Regions from separate parts of the Homo sapiens genome. Here region 1 is linked to region 2. Evidence: read pairs that join two places in POLR2A ChIA-PET (ENCODE). Cell type or tissue: A673. All regions are shown on one strand. Links, peaks and the distances in the headings refer to the core of each region. The heading gives the core; the rest is flanking DNA.

The links. Peaks named below come from ENCODE experiments on the same cell type or tissue, not always from the same donor. Only the 100,000 strongest peaks of a DNase experiment are listed, where the experiment ranks them.
Region 1: POLR2A ChIA-PET joins it to region 2 with 7 read pairs; 4 of 35 experiments call an interaction of 5 or more read pairs at or near these places.

The regions. Positions count from the first base shown.
Region 1 is chr1:151,815,544-151,818,443 of GRCh38, forward strand. It overlaps RORC (RAR related orphan receptor C), which reads right to left. Exons shown (of 11, transcript NM_005060.4): 3 at 1,652-1,737; 4 at 1,121-1,262. Among named protein-coding and RNA genes, the nearest start is that of LINGO4, 12 kb to the left of the region's middle. In A673, for the core only: no CTCF peak of the experiment used is centred there; no DNase peak of the experiment used is centred there.
Region 2 is chr1:151,715,616-151,718,515 of GRCh38, forward strand. CELF3 (CUGBP Elav-like family member 3) reads right to left here and starts at 1,188. Exons shown (of 13, transcript NM_007185.7): 1 at 261-1,188. The coding sequence starts at 405. It also overlaps a transcript of RIIAD1 not described here. RefSeq lists an enhancer at 1,118-1,412. In A673, for the core only: a CTCF peak has its summit at 645 (motif pointing right); a DNase peak (open chromatin) is centred at 1,366; H3K4me3 peaks cover 284 bases; H3K27me3 peaks cover 2,008 bases.

The DNA of each region.
Region 1 (2,900 bases), core at 144-2,643, 100 kb after region 2:
GCACAGCTTCTCTAGCCTTTAGGGAACTTATGCTCAAGACCCCGTCCACCTCTCACTCTTGTTTGCTTCTGGGGTCTGTCCAGTCTGCCATTTCAATCTGCTAAGCAAAATCTTCTAAGTTCTAAATCAGATTTGAATCATGGCAGAATTCAAGCAATGAGTCTAGGCTGGGGATTCTGGCCTCCAGATCTTGGGGCTGGGGGTGGTCGAGCAGAGGGCCTCAAGCTGTATTGGGGTCACCTCGCCTCTTTGGGAGGGTCGGAGGAAGAGGAGAGCTGAGAACACAGGTCTCCCTGTGGTCAGGCCTGCAGGCTCCCTGGTGACCTAGATACTCACCACAGCCCAACCCGGGCTCCGCGGCTTGTTTCTGAACATCCTCTTCTGCTCTCTCTTTCCTGCCTTTTTACTCCCCCCGCCACCCCTCCCAGGTGTAGGGGCACAGCCCCTCGCCCCGCCTGCCCCTTTGCACCCCTGCGTGCTTCCTTTTGCTTTGTTATTTTGGGCACTGAAAAGTGCTGACGGGCTCCTTCTGGCTCCTCATCACCTCATGCCCCCCCAGCTCCACCCTAGGCTCCTTCTGTGGTGGTGGAGGTGTGCAGGGAGACTGGTGAGGAGGTGGTGGGTGAGGAGGGTGGATAAGGCACCAGGAACACCAGCCCTCCCCCACGACCACCCTCTGGTTGTTCTCAGGCCAATTCTGTTTCCATTCCTGGCTATAGTCCTGTGTCCAAGTATGGGAATGGGGGATTAGAAAAGGAGATAGAGCTAGAACTACAACAACAGGGTAGCAGGGGAAGGTGCCAGAGCTGCATGGGAGCTGGGCCAGAGGGCAGCAGAGTGAGGAGAATTCGTTCCAAGTAAGAAGAGATGAAGAGGTATGGGACCTTGGAAAGAGGATGTTTGTTCTAGCAAAGCCTAAAGTTGGGGACTCCAAAGAACTTTGATGGGGGTGACCCATCCATCCCTGGAGGGGAGGAGACAAGGGGTTGTAACGGGGAGGAATGGAGAGGAGACCAGAGGATGGGCCGTCTTGCAGGTTAAGCCTTGTCTAGCTCAGCAGGCCAGGCTGCCCCTCTGGAGACACCAGGAAAACCCCAGGGGGCTGTCGACTTGGCCTCACCATCTCGGGACATGCCCAGCGCCAGGCATTTCTGCAGGCGGCAGTGCTGGCATCGGTTTCGGCTGGTGCGGTCGATGGGGCAGTTCTGCTGACGGGTGCAGGAGTAGGCCGCGTTACAGCGCTGGCTCCGGCGGAAGAAGCCCTGGGGAAAGCAGGTGGAGGGCAAGACTGCTTATCCTGGTCAGGCCCAGCTCACTCACAAAGGCCTCCAGCCCACAAGCTCTGGCAGCTTTTCTACATCCCACGACCTGTCAGTTTTCTCTCTCCTCCATCTATTTGTGTAATTGCAATTTATCCTGTAGTCATTTCCCCAGCTTAAGACAGGGCCCTGCCAGTGTTGAGGGCCCTGCAGGAAGGCGCTACTCAGGCATTTTCCTGGCTGCCCAGGAGATCATCCCTGGAGTCAGAACAAAGGCCATTAACCCCCTTGTTTATCTCTAAGGAGACACTGTGTGTGTGTGTGTGTGTGCGCGCGCGCGCGCTTGTGTATGCACACGCACACATGCATGCATACACATGCCTATGACTCACCTTGCACCCCTCACAGGTGATAACCCCGTAGTGGATCCCAGACGACTTGTCCCCACAGATTTTGCAAGGGATCACTTCAATTTGTGCTGGAAGAGAGAAAGAGAAGTAGGTCAGCCCAGGAGGCTTTTCTGCATTCAACCACCATGTACCTGGGCTGCAGATACAGGTACCTGGTGCTTCCACTACTTCTCCAACCAGCTCCAGCTTGCTGTTTCCCTCTTGCAAAATGGAAGGGGAAGTGAAATGCCAAATGCTTCTCAGCAAAGGGTGTGAGGAAGCTGTGTTTGTTTCACAGAGGAGGGGAGTGTGGAGGGGTGGCCGGGAGTTGTATCAGTGCTATGGAGGCAGAGAAAGCAGCTGCAGAGGGGCCACCTGCTCAGCCCTTCGAGTTGAAAAGCTCCAGTTGCCTCCCTCCCGCCTTGGGACATAGGACTCCTCACGGCCTCACAACACCTGCTTCCCGCCGAAGGGGCTTCCTCTGTGCCTCCCTCCCTCGCTGGGGCTCAGCTCCCATGGGCAAAGTGTAGGGTATAGCAGGAAGATGTGGTACACAAGGGGTGGGGGATAGGCAGAGATGCCAGTCCTTCCCAGCCAGACAGTGAAGGCTCAGGGAGGTGCTATACAGAGACAGGGTGAGGGGGTGGCAGGGAGGAACCCAGGAAACGGGGGCTCAACACCCCAGCTCTGCTGGATGCCTGAGAGCCTAGGGAAAGAATTAGCCAGGGCTCTTAGGCTCTTGGCCCCAGAGCAGAGAGAGGGTGGCTTTGTGTACATCCGTGTGTCTGAGTGTGAACACTTATGTTTGTACAAAGGCATCTGTATCCATTTGTGTGAACATGAATCATCAATGTTAAAAATGGCTGAGACTAGAGACCATCTCATTCAACCTCTTCATTTACCGATGAAGGACTAAGCCAGATGAGGCAAAGCGGTTGGGCCAGGGTCATAGGCTAGTTTGCCTGAGAGCTGGATCTACATCCCAGTTCCCCTGAGCTTTCCATTATGCTGTTCTGTGTACCTGTCTTTTCGGGTACACATTTCAGTGGGCATGTTTGAAGGTGTGCTTGTGGGTGTGCATATGCAAGAAAAGTATGTGTCATTTGTGAGCCTACGACATATCTGGTTGCTCCTGCGTCCACACGTGCATATTTGTATGTTAGTGTCTGCTCATGGGGCACTAGGACCCCGGGTTCTCTCTCCCACTGAACTCACTGTAACCTGTACCTGCTTCCCTACCCCTGTGGTTTGC
Region 2 (2,900 bases), core at 136-2,635:
CACCCATATGTCTGGGATCCACATCTTTGCAGCCGTCTTGACAACTCTTCAGCCAAAAGAGGCCCTCCTTAGTCCTTCACCGGGGTTTCCTGATCACTCTAGCTGAGTTCTTTTTCAGCTCCTCCATCCACTTTCCTCAGGCCTGAACTCTTCTCCTTCCACATCAGCCCTTCCCAGCCGCTCCACCCCTCCAGCCTGGCTTAACTTCCCCCAGCCTCCCAGCCCACCCCGAAGCCTCTTCAGCCTGCCCGACCCCTCACCCTTGTGCAGCCCGGTGTACTTGTCCTTGATGACAGTCAGCTCAAAGATCCGACCAAACTGTTCGAAGATGGGCTTCAGGTCCTTCTCCTCCAGATGCCTCGGGATCTGCCCCACAAACAGCTTGATGGCATCCGGCTCCTTCATTGAGGCGGCCCAGGAGGAGGGGCCGAGGGGAGCAGGGAGAGGCCCAAAGGCCAAGGGGAGCTGCCCAGCAAGGAGATAAGTGGTGGGGCCCGGGGGCCCAGCTGGGGCTGGCTTTCCCTTTGGCCCCCAACCACGCTGCTAAGCAGAGGGGCGGCTCTTCACACAAAGGAGGCCCAGGGAGTTGAGTGCTAGGGGTCAGGGGTCTAGGCAGACGCTGTCATGCCACCAGGGGGCATCGCCTAAACAAACGATCTCCCTCCCAGAGATCTGGCAAATGTCCCAGGATGGGGGTGAGTATGGCCAAGACCTGGAGGGTTAGGTGGTAGCCGGGGGTGCTAGGGCTTAGAGGGCTGGGAACTGGGAGTTGAGATGAGAGCTGGAGGCGGGGAAAGGGCCTGAGGAGGGTGATGGGGAGGAGACTGAGGGGTTAAGGGGCCTGCTATGGTTGCCAGCAGCGTCAGTAAGGGGGGCCCACTCCTGATGTGGGGCAGGTGAATCTCTCGTTGGCTTCCCTGGGAGGACACCTCCCCTGTGGCGGATCCTTCTGCTGGGTCCGAAGATCCCTGATGCCAGATGCTTGATCTCTGATGGCGGCAGGGCTCCAGGGGTCCCTTTTGCCCTGCCGCCCCCCTTCAGGTCCTCCCCTCAGCCCCCCTCCCACCCCCACCCCAGTCCCCGGGCCTGGGCTGCTGCCGGCTGCTCCCGCCGCTGGGGCTGCCTGCTTTCCCGGTCACCTGGGTCCCGGAGCTCTGCTCTCCGGCCGCGCTCTCCTCAACAAAAACCTCCCCCCTCCACACCCCCCTCCCCACTCCCACCTCCTTTCCCCTGACATCAGTGATGTCAGTCTCAGGGGTCGAATACAAATTCTCTACCCTGGAGAGGGACGCACAATCCAGGCACGAGCCACGCCCTCTTTCTATCTCCATCCTCCCTGACTCCCTTCCCGCCCCCAGAAGAGCAGCTGGTCCTGTTGATAATAACCCTTCCCCCATCTTACTCCCCAGTCAGGAGTTGGGCAAAGCACTAAGATGGAGAATTTATAGAGGAACCCTAAAGTGGGGTCCATTGTTCCGGGGGCTGGAGCTGTCCCCGGTGCTGGAAGACTCAGCAGATGGGGGGTGGCGGGGAAAGAGGGGAGCCCGGCATCTGGGGAGCCCCAAGAGTAGAGAGTCAAGGAAAGAAATCAGGGGAAAGAAAAATGAGAAAGGACGGTTGCATAGGCTGAAGGGAAAGGAGATATAGATGGAGAGGGAAGCAGGTCGCAGAGTCTGGGGGAAAAAGAAAAAATGCAGAGAGGAAAAATGGAAAGGGACGTGGAGAAGGAGGAGCAGGATGAGAAGAATGCAGAAAGAGAACTGTATATTTTCCAGAAAAGGAACCAAGAAAAACGATAGCTTTCTGGCATTTGCCGATGCCCCCTTCTCTCCCTCTGGGGGGTTTGTGTGTATAAGTGCGTGGGCAGGGAGGCCGCGGAGGCGGCGCCGCGGGCGCTCTCACTTGTAAGCTCCTTGAAGACCAGGACACCGTTTAATTCAGCATCTTACTGTTCACAGTGTCTAGCACCCTGTCTTGCTCATGCGTAGCAGGAGCTTAACAAACACTCCATGCAAACAACCTCTGACAACAGTGGATTCCTGATTCCTTCAGTGGGAAGAACCACAGCTGTCAAGCTTCCCCTTAGGATGCAGAAACCCAATTACTCTTTCCTTTGCTTCTTTCTTCAGTTGGGTTCTTTGAGTTGGACTCAAATTGAGCCAGGTAGCACAGAAGAGCAGGGGAGGCACATTCGGGGACCATTGCTCCCCTGACCATGGATACTTCTATGGATGATTGGCAGGCTCCACGATCTGGAGGGAGCGTGACCCCTCCATGCACTGGGCCCACTCAGAGCACGCCCTCAGTGCAGGGATTATCTGTGGACATCAAACCTTGTCAGTGGTGGTAGCCCTTGCTTTCTGTCAGTGCTCAGCAACGGGGGCTCTCCTGGGGCTCTGGGCTTTTGTAGAGCACCCTGTCTTCCTGTCATTCCCTTCTTCTCCCCCGGGGTAGGGCTGCTGTTTCCACAGAGGCACTCGTGTCTCTAAACTGTGTCCCAGCTGAGTCCCAGGGGCCTCCATTCCTGAGCTATCACGGCAGGCAGGCTTCTCTTCTGGAAGGGAAATAATAGTAACAGCCAGTGCTTACATGGCTCTTACAGTGTCCCAGGCTTTGTGCCAAGTGCTTTATATTTACTAACTCCTAAACCCTCACCACCCCCCTATGATGTAGATTTTGTCATCTCCAAATAGAGAGGAGGTAACCAAGACACAGAGCTGAAATAACTTGCCTAAAGCCATGCAGCTAGAAAGAGGTCTAGCTGAGACTGGAGCCTGGGCAGTCTGGCTCCTGAGTCCACGCATTTAACTCCCACATCAAACATTCCTCTTGAGAATGGGAGCAGTGGTGAAGTCTGGCCTTTCTTCCTCTTCTGTCTCCATTTAAGCCCTGGATGAGAG